Linked DNA regions of Homo sapiens: region 2 is linked to region 1. A link is a contact called in ENCODE Hi-C data. All regions are on one chromosome and are shown on one strand. The core of a region is the stretch at or near the end of the contact, and the rest is flanking DNA. Distances in the headings are between cores, read along the strand shown.

The links. A loop is a pair of places that touch in the nucleus more often than their neighbours do. Pooled maps may share reads with other maps.
Region 2: a loop to region 1 is called in a map of natural killer cell, with 5 times the contacts of the local background. The contact joins the promoter of SLC25A6 here to the enhancer-like site in region 1. A Hi-C loop is called at or near these places in 5 of 168 maps with a recorded cell type or tissue (CD4-positive, alpha-beta memory T cell, CD8-positive, alpha-beta T cell, naive thymus-derived CD4-positive, alpha-beta T cell and 1 more), 4 of 37 single-sample maps with no recorded cell type and 14 of 50 pooled maps.

Annotation. Positions count from the first base shown.
Region 1 is chrX:1,652,733-1,660,531 of GRCh38, forward strand. No RefSeq gene overlaps it. Among named protein-coding and RNA genes, the nearest start is that of ASMT, 42 kb to the left of the region's middle. RefSeq lists enhancers at 4,566-5,067, 5,068-5,567. Within about 2 kb of position 4,944, at least 9 of the 41 ENCODE cell types and tissues checked have a DNase peak (open chromatin) inside an H3K27ac peak, as active enhancers do; they include CD8-positive, alpha-beta T cell and natural killer cell, where a contact is called at or near this core.
Region 2 is chrX:1,389,987-1,397,785 of GRCh38, forward strand. SLC25A6 (solute carrier family 25 member 6) reads right to left here and starts at 2,127. Exons shown (of 4, transcript NM_001636.4): 1 at 1,913-2,127. The coding sequence starts at 2,023. It overlaps LOC124900597 (serine/arginine repetitive matrix protein 1-like), which reads left to right and starts at 2,022. Exons shown (of 5, transcript XM_011546186.2): 1 at 2,022-2,245; 2 at 2,356-2,777; 3 at 5,144-5,562; 4 at 6,386-7,238. The coding sequence starts at 2,022. The coding sequence ends at 6,406. It overlaps LINC00106 (long intergenic non-protein coding RNA 106), which reads left to right and starts at 7,039. Exons shown (of 3, transcript NR_130733.1): 1 at 7,039-7,238. RefSeq lists enhancers at 1,391-1,986, 1,987-2,581, 2,025-2,627.

The DNA.
Region 1 (7,799 bases), core at 3,694-6,193:
ACTTTGGGAGGCCGAGGTGGGTGGGTCACCTGAGGTCAGGAGTTCGAGACCATCCTGGCCAACATGGTGACACCCTGTCTGTACTAAAAATACAAAATCAGGCCGGGCGCAGTGGCTCACACCTGTCATCCCAGTACTTTGGGAGGCCGAAGCGGGCAGATCACGAGGTCAGGAGATCGAGGCCATCTTGGCCAACACGGTGAAACCCCGTCTGTACTAAAAATACAAAAAAAAAATTAGCCTGATGTGGTGGCGGGTGCCTGTAGTCCCAGCTACTCAGGAGGCTGAGGCAGGAGTTTGCAGTGAGCCGAGATTGCGCCACTGCACTCCAGCCTGGGAGACAGAGCGAGACTCTGTCAAAAAAAAAAAAATTAGCTGGGTGTGGTGGTGTGAACCTGTAATCTCAGCTACTTGGGAGGCTGAGGCAGGAGAATCGCTTGAACACTTGAGGCCAGGAGTTTGAGATCAGCTTGGCCAACATGGCGAAACCCGGTTTCTACTAAAAATACAAAAAAATCAGCACAGCGTGGTGGCACATGCTTGTAATCTCAGCTGCTAGGGAGGCTGAGGCATGAGAATTGCTTGAACCTGGGAGGTGGAGGTTGCAGTGAACCGAGATCACGCCACTGCACTCCAGCCTGGGCGACACATGGATACTCTGTCTCAAAACAAACAAACAAACAAACAAAAACATACTTATTGGCAATTGGTTGAAAGAGTTATTATCCGTAGTAAGGAATGTCTGGCTTATGATGGTGTTGTAGAGACCGAGGTTTTATTATGCAGATGAAGCTTCCCAGGTAGCAGGCTTCTGAGAGAAGAGACTGCAAATGTTTTTTTTTTCTTTTCTTTTTCTTTTCTTTTTTTTTTTTTTTTTTTAACGGAGTTTCACTCTTGTCATCCAGGCTGGAGTGCAGTGGCGCAATCTTGGTTCATTGCAACCTCCGACTCCCAGGTTCAAGTGATTCTCCTATCTCAGCCTCCCGAGTAGCTGGGATTACAGGCATGCACCACCATGACCAGCTAATTCTTGTATTTTTAGTAGAGACGGGGTTTCACCATGTTGGCCAGGATGGTCTCAATCTCTTGACCTCATGATCTGCCCGCCTCGGCCTCCCAAAGTGCTGGGATGACAGGCGTGAGCCACCGCACCCGACCAGAGACTCCAGATGTTTCTTACCAGACTTAAGGTCTGTGTTGATGTTCATGCTGAAAATATCAGAGGTGTTTGAACCAGAACGACTCCACCTTGAATAGAGGCTGGGTAAAATGAGGCTGAGACTTACTGGGCTGCATTCCGAGATGGTTAAGGCATTCTAAGTCACAGGATGAGATAGGAGGTTGGTACAAGGTACAGGTCATAAAGACCTTGCTGATAAAACAGGTTGCAGTAAAGAAGCCAGCCAAAACACGCCAAAACCAAGATGGCCACAACAGTGACCTCTGGTCGTCCTCACTGCTATACTCCCACCAACACCATGACAGTTTTCAAATGCCATGGCAACGTCAGGAAGTTACCTTATATGGTCTAAAAAGGGGAGGCATGAATAATCCGCCCCTTGTTTAGCATATCTTCAAGAAATAACCATAAAGGCCAGGTGCGGTGACTCACGCCTGTCATCCCAGCACTTTGGGAGGCCGAGGCGGGCGCATCACGAGGTCAGGAGTTTGACACCAGCCTGACCAACATGGCAAAACCCCATCTGTACTAAAAATACAAAAATCAGCCCAGCGTGGTGGTGCATGCCTGTAGTCCCAGCTACTCGGGAGGCTGAGGCAGAAGAATCGCTTGAACCTGGGAGGCAGAGGTTGCGATGAGCCGAGATCATGCCACTGCACTCCAGCCTGGGTGACAGAGCAAGACTCCGTCTCAAAATCAAAAAAAAAAAAAAAAAAAAAAAGAAAGAAAGAAAGAAAAGAAAGAACGAACCATAAAAATGGGTAACCAGCAACCTTGGGGACTGCTCTGTCTACGGAGTAGCCATTCTTTTATTCCTTTACTTTCCCAATAAACTCGCTTTCCCTTTGGTCTATGGACTTGCCCTCAATTCTTTCTTGCATGAGATCCTAGAACCCTCTCTTGGGATCTGGATGAGGACCCCTTTCTGGTAACAGAGGGGTGTGGCGAGGCCTGGCCAACCTCCACTTCCCAACATGGCATGAACTTTAAATTGAAATTGAAATAATTTCATGTTAAATTTTAGAGTGTCCTGGCCAAGGAGGGAGTCCATTCAGATTTTTATTTTTGCTTTATTTATTTATTTTTTATTTTTTTGAGAAGGAGTCTCGCTCTGTTGCCCAGGCTGGAGTGCAGTGGCCCCAACTCGGCTCACTGCAACCTCCGCCTGCCGGGTTCAAGCGATTCCCCTGCCTCAGCCTCCCAAGCAGCTGGGACTACAGGCGCCCGCCACCATGCCTGGCTAATTTTTTAATTTTTAGTAGAGATGGGGCTTCACCATGTTGGTCAGGCTGGTCTTGAACTCCTGACCTCGTGATCCGTCTGCCTCAGCCTCCTAAAGTGCTGGGATCACAGGCATGAGCCACCACGCCCGGCCTATTTTTGGTTTATGAGAGGAGCTGCTGATACCTGGAGACTTGATACCCACAAGCTCCCCTTAGCCACAGTTCCAAAACAGGACATGGCTCAAGACCGCGTCTGGGGAGGAGGGGGAGACAGGATAATTCAGGCCTGCTGGGTGCTGCCTGCTGGGGGTACCCAGGGTCTGTAGATGTGTAAAGCCAGAGAGCTGGGACCAGAGTCTGCTGTTTCATTTTGCCCAAGACTTTCTGTGGGCCTCCTGGAATAAGGCAGACCAGCTGATGGTTGTTTTTTTTTTTTTTGACAGAGTCTTTCTCTGTCACCCAGGCTGGAGTGCAATGGCGCGATCTCGCCTCACTGCAACCTCCGTCTCCCAGGTTCAAGTGATTCCCCTGCCTCAGCCTCCCGAGTAGCTGGGACTACAGGTGCGCACCACCATGCCTGGCTAAATTTTGTATTTTTAGTAGAGATGGGGTTTCAGCATGTTGGTTAGGCTGGTCTTGTACTCCTGACCTCAAGTGATCCACCAGCCTCGGCCTCCCAAAGTCCTGGGATGACAGGCGTGAGCCACCACGCCAGGCCCGGGTAATATCTCTTATAGCTAGAGTGATTTTAGAGTGACCTTCGCATATCGTGACCCGTGAGTGAGTTTCCTGGGCGTGATGGTTAATACTGAATGGCAGCTTGATTGGATTGAAAGATCCAATCAAAGCGTTGTTCCTGGGTGTGTCTGTGAGGGTGTTGCCAAAGGAGAATAACACTAGAGTCAGTGGACTCGGAGAGGCAGAACCCCCCTCAATCTGGGTGGGCACCGTCTCATCAGCTGCCAGTCTGGCCAGAATAAAAGCAGGCAGAGGAGCGTGAAAAGGCTAGACTGGCTTAGCCTCCCAGCCTCCATCTTCCTCCTTTGCTGGATGCTTCCTGCCCTGGACCACTGGACTCCAAGTTCTTAATCCTTGGGACTCAGACTGGCTTCCTGCCTCCTCAGCTTGTAGATGACCTATGGTGGGACCTCACCTTGTGACTCTGTGAGTTAATTCTCCTTAATAAACTCCCCTTCATATATATATAATTCATGTGGACTCTTTCTAGACCATATAGATTGTATTAGTCAGGGTTCCTTAGAGGAATAGAACAAATAGAAGATACACACACACGCACACACACATATATATGTACGTATATGTGTGTATATATACACGTGTATATATACACACATATATACACGTGTATACACACACATGTGTATATATACATGTATACACATATATGTGTATATGCACATGTGTATACACACATATGTGCATGTACACATATGTGCATATACGCATATATACACGTGTGTATACGCATATATACGTGTGTACACGCATATATACACGTGTGTACACACATATATACACGTGTGTACACGCATATATACACGTGTGTATACGCATATATACACACATACACACATATATACACACATATACACACACACATATATATACACACACAATACATATATATGTGTGTGTGTGTGTGCGTGTGTGTGTATATATCTTCTATTAGTTCTATTCCTCTAAGGAACCCTGACTAATACAATGTATATGGTCTAAAAAGAGTCCATATGAATAATCCACTCCTAGTTTAGCATATCATCAAGAAATAACCATAAAAATGGGGGCCAGGTGTGGTGGCTCACGCCTGTCATCCCAGCACTTTGGGAGGCCGAGGTGGGTGGATCGCCTGAGGTCGGGAGTTTGAGACCAGCCTGGCCAACATGGTGAAACCCCATCTCTACTAAAAATACAAAAAAAATTAGTCGGGCATGGTGGCAGTTACCTGTAATCCCAGCTACTCGGGAGGCTGAGGCAGGAGAATCGCTTGAACCCGGGTGGCGGAGGTTGCAGTGAGCCGAGATCACGCCACTGCACTCCAGCGTGGGTGACAGAGTGAGACTCCATCTCAAAAAAAAGAGAAAAGGTTGTATTCTTTTGAGTCCTTGATAGCCTCTGACTGAATACATCATGTATTAGTTTGGTGTAGAAGTAACGGAGTGAAAACAAAAACAACAAAACAACCACCACCACCACCACAACAAAAAACACCCAGGCACAAAAGTGCAAAATGGCACAATATCATTTGCATGAAGTGTCTAGAATAAGACTGCTTGCAGAGTCAGAGAGCAGATGGGTGATTGCTTAAGGCTGAGAGCAGGGAGACTGGGGAGTGACGGTTTAATGGGTATGGGGTGTTTTTTTTTGGGTTACGAAGGTGTTCTGGAACTAGCTAGGGCCGGTGGTTGTGTAAAATGCTCAGTGCACTAAATCGTCTCTTCATTGTGCAATTTTTAAAATGGCAAACTGTGTGTGATGGGTATTTTCCCACAGTAAGAAACAGCAGCAGCACAAAGGGAGGTGATAACTCACGTCATATCACACCCTGCAGGCCCCATCACCCTTCCTCCTTCCTCTGTTCACCTCCTCCTCCTTTTCCGGGCTCTGCAGACGAGCCCGGGCAGCCCTCCCCGCTGGCCGTCTGGACCCAGGCCTGCCTGTCTTGGGTGCATTTTAGGACATTAAGTCTGGCTGGAACCTGAGAGCATCAGCCATGCGGTAAGTCCCCACATCCCTCCAGCAGTCTGGGAGGGGAGCTCTCTCCTTTGCTTTTGTACACTCTGGAGAAAATTGTCAGGCAGCAGACATGAAGAGCCTCTGGGGAGATTCAGTGAGGGCTGGCAGGCAGGTGTCCAGGAGCCTGAGTGACTCACGAGAGAAAGGACATATTCCTTAAAGACAAATTCATCAACGGATTGGTTTAAATAATTCCTGCTCAGCACATCCCAAATTAAGCTTCGTCATCAGACACTGCATCTGTTGCCTTTTCTAGAAACATGAGCTCTAAGCTCAGTGACACCGTCTGTCAGGGTTTCAACGTTTCACCTCCCCCCTCCAGGGGAGCCGGTTTCCATACACCAAAGCTCTCCAAGGTCCAGTTGTGAGGATGGGGAACGCTGGCTGTCTGGTGACGGCCTTTCCAAAGCTGCCCTGTCCTCTTGCATTAAGAAAGATTAGTTTGTACTCCGGGAGGAGAGGCGCAGAAGGTTAACAAGATTAGAGAGAGCTCCTGAGACCTGCGGTGAGATTCCCTGAGGGATGTGGCTAATAAAACTGTAAAAACAACGCAGGCGGTGTCTCTCACCGCCGGGTCCTGATTTCAGGGCCGCAAATGTCTACCTCTTCTAGGCAGTTTGCTACCTCAATAATTTAGGTTGTCAGTTGTGGTATCCAAGCCCCAGCACACTTTTTTGTTTGTTTGTTTGTTTGTTTGTTTTGCAGTTTGCAGGTGATAGTTTCTAAAGATGTGTTTTTCTATTTTTCTTTCTTTCTTTCTTTTTTTTTTTTTTTTTGAGACAGAATCTCACTCTGTCGCCCAGGCTGGAGTGCAGTGGGGCGATCTCAGCTCACTGCAAGCTCCGCCTCCCGGGTTCACGCCATTCTCCTGCCTCAGCCTCCCGAATAGCTGGGACTACAGGCGCCCGCCACCACGCCCGGCTAATTTTTTGTATTTTTAGTAGAGACGGGGTTTCACTGTGTTAGCCAGGATGGTCTCGATCTCCTGACCTCGCGATCTCCCCGCCTCGGCCTCCCAAAGTGCTGGGATTACAGGCATGAGCCACCACGCCTGGCTAATTTTTTGTATTTTTAGTAGAGACGGGGTTTCACTGTGTTAGCCAGGATGGTCTCGAACTCCTGACCTCGTGATCCGCCCACCTCAGCCTCCCAAAGTGCTGGGATAACAGGCGTGAGCCACCGCGCCCGGTCTATTTTTCTTAACTAAGAAATGTGTATGTGTGTGCATATGGTTGTGTGGCTGGTAGAGGTGGAGAGCTTCAGGAATGTGTGTATGCGTGTGTGTTTCTGCGTGTGTCTGTGTATGTGTTTGTGTGTTATCTTTGCTTGTGATTATGTTTGTGTCTGTACATATGTGTGTGTCTTTGTGGATGTGTGTTTGTATATGTATGGCTGTCTGTGTGTGTTTGCCTCTTTGTGTATGCATGTGAATGTGTGTGTTTATATTTGTGTATTTATGTCTGTGTAAGTGTATTATGTATTTGCACATGAGTGTGTTTCTGCATGTGTATATTTGGGTGTCTGTGTGTGTGCATGTGTGTGTATATGCATGCTAGTGTGTGTGCAGTTGTTTGTGTATGCATTTGTGCATATGTGCATGTGTGCATTTGTGTGTGTAGATATGGATATGGATGAGCGTGTATATTAATGTCTGTATGCATTTGTGTGTATGTGCATGTGTATATTTGCGTGTGTAGATATGGATATGTATGAGCATGTATATTAGTGTCTGTATGCATTTGTGTGTATGTGTGCATATGTGCATGTGTGCCTTTGTGTGTGTACATATGGATATGTATGCACGTGTATGCTGGTGTCTGTATGCATTTGTGTGTATGTGTTTGTGCATGTGTATATTTGGGTGTGTGTAGATATGGATATGTATGAGTGTGTATGCCTGTTAGTGTCTGTATGCATTTGTATTTGTATTTGTGTATGTGAATGTGAGCATTTGCACATGTGTGTATACGTGTGTCTGCATGTGTGCATCTATGTGTGTGCGTGTATGTGCAAGTGCGTATGTGTATAGGCACATGCTGATTTGTGTGTGTGAGAGGAGGGGCACAGGCAGACACTCTCTGTGTGGTCCCAGGTGAGGCCTGGTGGCAACGAGCCTGGTGCGTTCAGCCCTGGGTGGATGTGGTAGCGGAGGGAACAGCAGGGCAGCGTCCGAGGTGTGAAAAAGCACAACCTGCCCCGAGAGAGCCCTGCGCTCTGGGCCATCTCGGCTTCTTGGGCCATAGGTACATTCCTCACAGGTGACCTGAGTGTGGAGGAAAGGCCGTCTCTGCAGGCCAGGGGGCTCGCTGGTTAGTGCTCACACCCAGAGTGCACCCGGACGGCACCAGAGATCTTCCTACCTCCCAGGAGCCGTTGCACGATCTCCGGGCATCGCCACCCCCGACCTCGGGCACCACGAGACTCCATTTACAGACGGGAAGCGACCTGGGGCTGACCTTGATAAAACCCCTGTCCGGCCTCGATGGGTCTGAGCGGCAGGTGCCATTGTCTTCCCAACAGCGGCGTGTGTGACCCAACACGAGTTCGGGAATGCGAACAGTCTCCTCTCCGAGCTTCGCAAGCTGTTTTAGCACAAACTCACTGCTCAGCAGACTTCTTTGAACAAGGAGTCTTCTTAAAAA
Region 2 (7,799 bases), core at 877-3,376, 270 kb before region 1:
CTGACCTCGTGAGCCACCGCACCCGGCTCTTTCTTTTTTTAAAAAGACAAGGTCTCATGCTGTTACCCGGGTTTGAGTGTAGTGGTGCGATCTCACCTCACTGCAGCCTCCAACTCCTGGATTAAGCCATCCTCCCGCCTCAGTCTCCCGAGTACCCGGGTCTACAGATGCACAACCATCAAGCTCCACTAAGTTGAAAAATTACTTTTAGAGATGGAGTCTTGCTACGATGACCAAGCTGCTCTCAAACTCCTGAGCTCAGGTGATCCTCCCTGGGCCTCTTGAAGCGCTGGGACATCCCGCCCTGCTAAGTTTAAAAAAATTTTTTAAGCCGGGCACAGTGGCTCATGCCTGTAATCTCAGCACTTTGGGAGGCTGAGGTGGGTGGATCACGACGTCAGGAGATCAAGAGCATCCTAACACGGTGAAACCCTGTCTCTACTAAAAATACAGAACATTAGCAAGGTGTGGTGGCAGGTGCCTGCTAGGGAGGCTGAGGCAGAATGGCGTGAACCCAGGAGGCGGAGGCTACAGTGAGCCGAGATCGTGCCACTGCACTCCAGCCTGGGCGACAGGGAGAGACTCCATCTCAAAAAAAAAAAAAAAGGTTTTTTTAAGATGTGGGGTCTTGCTATGTTACTCTGGCTGGTCTCAAACGATCCTCCCTGGGCCTCTCCAAGTGCTGGGACACCCCGCCCTGCTAAGTTTAAAAAATTTTCTTAGAGACGGGGTCTTGCTACGTTGCCCTGGCTGGTCTCAAACTCCTGGGCTCAAACGATCCTCCCTGGGCCTCTCCGAGTGCTGGGACACCCCGCCCTGCTAAGTTTAAAACTTTTTCTTAGAGACGGGGTCTTGCTATGTTGCCCTGGCTGGTCTCAAACTCCTGAGCTCAGGCGATCCTCCCTGGGCCTCTCAAAGTGCGGGGACACCCCGCCTGCTAAGTTTTAAAAATTTTCTTAGAGATGGGGTCTTGCTATGTTGTCCTGGCTGGTCTCAAACTCCCGGGACACGCCACCCTGTACTAGGTTTAAAAAATTATCTTAGAGATGCGGTCTTGCTCTGTTGCCCAGGCTGGTCTCAAACTCCTGAGCTCACGCGATCCTCTCCGGGCCTCTCAATGCACTGGGACGTCCTGCTTCGTTAAGTTAAAATAATTTTTTTTGAGGTGAGGTCTTGCTGTGTGGCCCCGGCTGCTCTCAAACTCCTGGCCTCAAGCAATACTCCCCGGGCCTCTCAAAAGCGCTGGGATCGCGGGCGTGACCTGTCCTTGCAGCCAAGCCTATTCATTCCCATCACCGAGCTGTCACTCGGAGTACAACGTTAGCAAGGACGTCCTGGCGGCAATGTTCCTAGGCATCATGCTACTTTCTATAAGCCTCTCCCAAAAGACAAAAAATGCATTGCTCTGGATCAGAATTGCACAAATGAGCTAAGAAGGGGGTAAGAACCACCAATAACCATATCCTGGTTATTCCAGGACACCTGCGGGCAGGCTCGTTGCCCTATTGGCCTTAGAATTACCCTTCACGGTGGAGGGAGCAAGAGCAGACACCTGCCAGGCATCCACCGGAAGGGTTGGTCCCAGCCGGGGGACCCGCAGGATTGAGCTCAAGGTCAAGGCCCGCCAGCCGCAGGGTCCGTCCATGGGCCCTGCTCAGCGCGCATGCGCCCTCCAATCCGTGCCGCATTTCCCCCCGCCCGCCGGGCCCAGTGCGCACGCGTGGACGTCGCCACGCCCTGCAGCAGCGGTCACGTGACGCGGCCCCCGGAAGCCGGCGGCGCGTGGACAAAGCGATCGCGGCCTTCCACTTCCGGCGCCCGCCTGCAAGGCTCTGCTGCCCACGTCCCCGCCCGACCCGGCCACTCGGTTCCCGTCCCCTAGTCCCCGGAGCGGCCGCGCCCGCGTCCCCACCTGCAGCAGCAGCTTGACCCGCTCGATCGGAGCCACGGCCGTCTTGGAGATGGCGGCGGCGATGCCTCCGGCCAAGAAGTCTTTGGCGAAGGAGATGGCCTGTTCCGTCATGGTGGCAGGGCGGGCAGCGGAACGGGAGGACAGCCGGAGAACGGGCGCGGAGAGTGAATGGAGGGCGTCGCTGGCTCAGCCCTGCCGCCGCCTGGACCGAAAGGACGGAGCAGCCACCGCGCAGCCGCTAAGACGCCGACGCCACGCCCACTCTCCGCCCCCGCGCCTCCTCGCGCCGCGCTCATTGGCTGCGCCGCCAGGCCCCGCCCCACACCAGCCTGCGTGCCTCGCCTCTGAGGGCTGCCGGGAATCCCGCTGCGTCCCGCCCCGCACTCCAGCGAACCGCGCCCATTGGCTGCGCTCCCCGGAGACGTCCCGCCCCGCACCCCTAGGTATGCCGGGAGCCAGGCCCCGCCCATGCGCCGTAGGGGCCGCTGGGGGTTCCGCGGCAGCCTTGACCTTGTGAAGGTCAGGCCGCTGCCAGTACCCGAGCGGGCGGGAGGGCAGCTGCGGAGTCAGAAGCCCACCCTGATGCCCAGTTCGCTCCGAGTGCGTCGTCCGCTTTCTCCCGGAGGCCGCGGCGACCCCGCCGGGATGTGCGACATGTGGTGCCCCGACCCCCGACCCTTGACCCTTGACCTCCGGGCAGCTCCGACCCTTTCAACACTCTCCGGGGTCGTGCGTCGGGAGACCCCGGCCCCTGCCCGCGTGCACCCGGGGGGCCCCGCGCGAAGCCTGCGGCGGCTTCCACGTGGGCGCGGCTCAGTCCCGCTGCCGATCCGTGACTCCGCGCCGCCCTCCGCGCCCGGCCTAGGTTGGTGGGGGGGGGATCTCTCTGGGCCTCCGTTCTTTGACCCCGCGGTGCCCTCCGCGCCGGGGCTGGGGGTTCCGTGGGCCGCGCCCACCCGCCCGGGCTCCCCTATTTCCCCGTGTCTGTGCCCGTGTCTGCCCGGCGGGGGCTGCGGCCGGGGTCCTCCTTCGCGACCTCCCACTCCGCCCTTCCTCCCTCCCTCCCTCCCTCCCTCCCGCCTCCCTCCTCCCTCCCTCCCGCCTCCCTCCTCCCTCCTCCCGCCTCCTCTCCCTTCCCGGCTCTCTCCCGCCCGCCCTTTTCTCCCCGTCTCTTCCTTCCCTGCTTGCCTTTGCTTTTTGCTGCTTTCCCGCCTCCCTCCTTTTTCTCCGTCTTTCCGTCTCTGCCTTCGTTTCCCTCCCTCCCTTTTTCTTTCATTTCTCTCTCCCTTTCTCCTTCCTTTCTTGCTACGTTTCTTCCCTCTTTTTCATTTTTTTCCTTCCTTTTTCTGCTTTTCTCCCTCCGCCCTTCCTCTGTTTTTTCTTTGCTCCCTCCCTCTTTTTTCTCCCTCTTTCCGTCTCTCCTTCCCTTTTCCTCTTTCCTTCCCTTCCTCCCTTTTCTGCCTTTCCCTCCTTCCCTCTCTTTTCCTTTTCCTCTTTATTTCCTGTCTCCCTTCCTCTCGTCCCTTTCTCCCCTCTCTCTTTTCCGTTTTTTTTTTCTTTTGAGACAGAGTTTCGCTCTTGTTGCCCAAGCTGGAGTGCAAGCTCCGCCTCCCGGGTTCAAGCGATTCTCCTGCCTCAGCCTCCCAAGTAGCTGGAATGACAGGCATGCGCCACCGCGCCCAGCTAATTTTATATTTTTAGTAGAGACGGGGTTTCGCCATGTTGGTCAGGCTGGTCTCGAACTCCGGACTTCAGGGGATCCGCCCACTTCGGCTTCCCAAAGTGCTGGGATGACAGGTGTGTGAGCCACCACGCCTAGCTGTCTCTTTTCCATTTTTTAATTTTTTTTTCATTTTTCCTCTCTCCCTTTGCCTCTCTTTTTCTTCTTCCTTTTATTCTTTCCTGTCTTGTTCTTTCCTTCCTCTCTGTTTCTCCCTTTCTCCCTGTTTTCCTTTTTTTTTTTTGAGATGGAGACTTGTTCTGTCACCGAGGCTGGAGTGCAGTGGCGTGATCTCAGCTCACTGCAACCTCTGCCTCTCAGGTTCTAGAGATTCTTGTGCCTCAACTTCCCAAGTAGCTGGGATTACAGGTGCCAGCCACCCCACCCGGCTATTTTTTTTTTTAAGGACAGATGGCGTTTCACCATGTTGGCCAGGCTGGTCTTGAACTCCTGACCTCAGGTGATCCGCCCACCTCGGCCTCCCAAAGTGCTGGATTACAGTCGTGCGCCACTGCGTCCCGCCTCCTTTTCTTTTTTCTTCTCTCCTCCGTCTTTTTCTATCCTACCTCCCTGCCTCTTTCCTCTCTCCTCCCTCCTTTTCCTTTTTCTTCTCTCCTCCCTCCCTCCTGTTTTTCTCCATCATTCCCTCTCCCTTCCTTTCTTTTTCTCCCGTTCCCCGTTTGCCTCCCTCCCCTTTTTCTTTCCTGTCTCCCTGTCTCCTTTGCTCTTTTCCTCCCTTTCTCCCGTCCCTCCCTCCCCGCCTTCCTTTTCACTTCTTTCCCTTCCCATTGCTTCCTTGCGTTTCCTGCCTTTCCCTGTCTCTCCCTTTCTTTCCTGCCTTTCCCTGCCTCTCTCTTTCCTGCCTTTCCCCATCTCTCCCTTTCCTGCCTTTCCCTGTCTCTCCCTTTCTTTCCCTCTCCTCCCACTCTCCCTCCTTCCTCCCTTCTTTTCTTTCCTCTTCTTTCCCTGTGTCTTTCTTTTTTCTTTCCTTCTCTCTTCCTTTTCTCTCCCTGTGTCTTTCTCGCTCTTGTTTTTCCTTTCTCTCCTTTGTGTACTGAGAAAATGACAGTCCCCGGCTGTGGGTGGGCAGGAGTGACCCGCCCCAGAGAGCGGGGTCACCCTGGGTGACTCCTGGGTGCAGCTGTGAGCCCTGCCTGAGGCTTTTCCTGACCTCTGGGGAGGGCGGCTCAGCCTGGGGCTGGAGGTTGGGGCCAGCTCTGGAGGCTGGAGTGGCTGCTGGGCGGCGGGACGGGTGTCTCAGAAGTCACTGAGGCATGGGTAGGTCTAACCTTGGGACATTGCTGTGGGGAGGGCTGTGGAGACCAAGCACATTCCTGAGGCTCTGCCAGGGCAGCGGGGGTGGACAGTGTCCCCTGAGGACCCAGGACCAAGCCAGGCTCGCTACAGGGGTCCTGGAATAGAGGACAGAGGCCAGGAGCGCTGTGGGTGCTGGGCAGGGGTGGGGAGTTTGCTGGGGAGCTGCGCCTTACAGACCTGTGTTTGTTTCCCAGCCTCAGCGAGGCCGGGCTGGACGGGGCCCTGGTGCTGGTTTTCAGTGCCTCAGCGAGGCCGGGACCAGAGCTGCTATTTCCAGATGAGGCTGGCTCGCATCTGCTCTGGCCGGGGCTCCAGGCCTGAGCCCTGCAACACGGCGTTCCCTTTCCAAGTCTGCAAAGCCTGTCTTAGGGGAGAGAAGAAGTTTCCTTCCATGCGGGTGGGGACGGCTAACCATGTCCAGACACTGAGACCGGTGCTCTGTGTGCTCAGCCTTCAGCCTGCACTGGCTTGGTGGCTTGGTGACCCGCCAGCAGGGTGGTGCTGTCTGTGGGCTCTGCTCAAGCTCCTCTCAGAGCCAGGAGGATGCCCGCCTGCTTGGGCCTGGCTCCCAGGATGTGCTTGGCAAATGCTTCTGGGATGGATGGATGGATGGGTGAGTGGATAACGGATGGATGGATAATGGATAGATGGATAATGGATAGATGGATGGATGGATGGATGATGGATGGATGGATAATGAATGGGTGGGTGGATGGATGGATGTGCTCGATCGGCAAATGCTTCTGGAATGGATGGATAATTGGATGGGTAATGGGTGGGTGGATGGATAATGGATGGATGGATGGATAATGGATGGATGGATGGATAATGGATAGATGGATGGATAATGTATAGATGGATGGATGATGGATGGATGGATGGATAATGGGTGGATGGATGATGGATAATGGGTGGATGGATGAATAATGGATGCTTCTGGGATGGATGGATAATGAGTGGGTGGATGGATAATGAATGGGTGGATGGACAGATGGATAGATGGATATGTTTGCTTGGCAAATGATTCTAGAATGAATGGATGGATGGATAATGAATGGGTGGGTGGGTGGATGGATGGATGCACTCTGTTGGCAAATGCTTCTGGGATGGATGGATGGATAATGGATGGATAGATGGATAATCAATGAGTGGGTGGATGGATGGATAGATGGATGTGTTTGCTTGGTAAATGATTCTGGAATGGATGGGTGGATGGATGGATGGATGCGCTCGATCGGCAAATGCTTCTGGAATGGATGGATAATTGGATGGGTAATGGGTGGGTGGATGGATGCATGGATAGATGGATGTGCTCACTCAGCAAATGCTTCTGGAATGAATGGATGATGGATGGATGAATAGATGGATGGATGGATGAATGGATGGATGGATGGATGGATGAATGAATTGCTAATTGGGGCTGTTTTTCCATACAGAGTGCTGCACGTGGGACTTAGCCTTGGACACTAACTCCTTTGCCCCTCGTATCTGGGAGGGAACAACACAGTTGCTATGCCTGACTAGGGCATGACCTGGGAGGCCTTTGGGGCCACACAGCCTCCTTGGGAAAGGAGGATCAGGTGGGCCTCACACCCAGGAATTGGAAGTGGGAGAGACAACAGCTGCTGGGTAGTGGGGGTAGAGCTGTGTCTCTCACTGCCCTGCCCCTCCAAGGACCAAGAAGAAAGGAATGAGCCCCGATCCGCCTGCCAGGTACCCACCCATGAGAACCCCTTCTCTGCCAGCATCTGATAAAATTACCTGCGTAGCTTTAGAGATCACTGCTGCCTGACCAGCAGCCGCTCTGCTGGAATCTGTCCAGAAAGCCCCTTGGGGCTCAGAAAAGTAGGTGGGTTAATAATAGAAGTAGATGTGGGTTTTTTTGTTTGTGTGTTTATTGAGACGGAGTCTTGCTCTGTGGCCCAGGCTGGAGTGCAGTGGCGTGATCTCGGCTCGCTGCAATCCCTGCCTCCCAGGTTCAAGCATGTCTTCTGCCTCAGCCTCCCAAGTAGCTGGGATAGCAAGTGTGCACCACCACGCCTGATTTTTGTATTTTTAGTAGAGATGGGGTTCCATCCATCCATTCCAGAAGCATTTGGCAAGCACATCCTGGGTGCCAGGCCCAAGCAGGCTGGTCTCAAACTCCTGACCTCAAGTGATCCGCCCACCTCGGCCTCCCAAAGTGCCGGGATGACAGCTGTGAGCCACCGCGCCCCGCCCAGAAGCAGAGGTGTTTTAACGGGAAGACTTCAGGCTTCATCGGACGGCCGGGAAGGAATCAGAGCAGGGGTGAGGTTGGCTTTGTGCGGGGTGGGGTGGGGTGCCAGGCTCTGTGTCGGGTGGGGGCAGCAGCACATCTTTTGTAATTAATCATTGCCGAGGCTCTGCCTGTACGAAGTGTGGTCCGGGGAGGGCTGATGAGGCTGCAGGATGAGGGGGCTTGACAGACCCCTTTCCCCAGAAGAGGGCCCCCAAAAGGCATTGCCCCTGAAGAGGGCTCCCCAAGACCTCATCCCTGAAAAGGGACTCCCAGGGTCACCCCCCTGAAAAGGGCTCCTCAAAAGGCCCCCCGAACGGGGTCCCCCCAAGACTGCCCTCTGAAGGAGGCCCCCGAAGACTTCCCCCGTGAAGGTGCCCCCCAAGACCTGCCCCCTGGAAGAGGGCTCCCCAAGACCTCTCCCCCTAGAAGAGCCCCCTAAGACTTTTACCCTGGAAAAGGGCTCTCTGCAAAGCTTCCCTGGACGTGCGCCTTCGAGCTGGGCAGGTAGGGAGGAGCTGTGTACTCGACATCATCCTTAGGATCTGTTGTCCTCCCGCTTCCCCTGCCCCGGCCCCCAGATGAATCCAGAG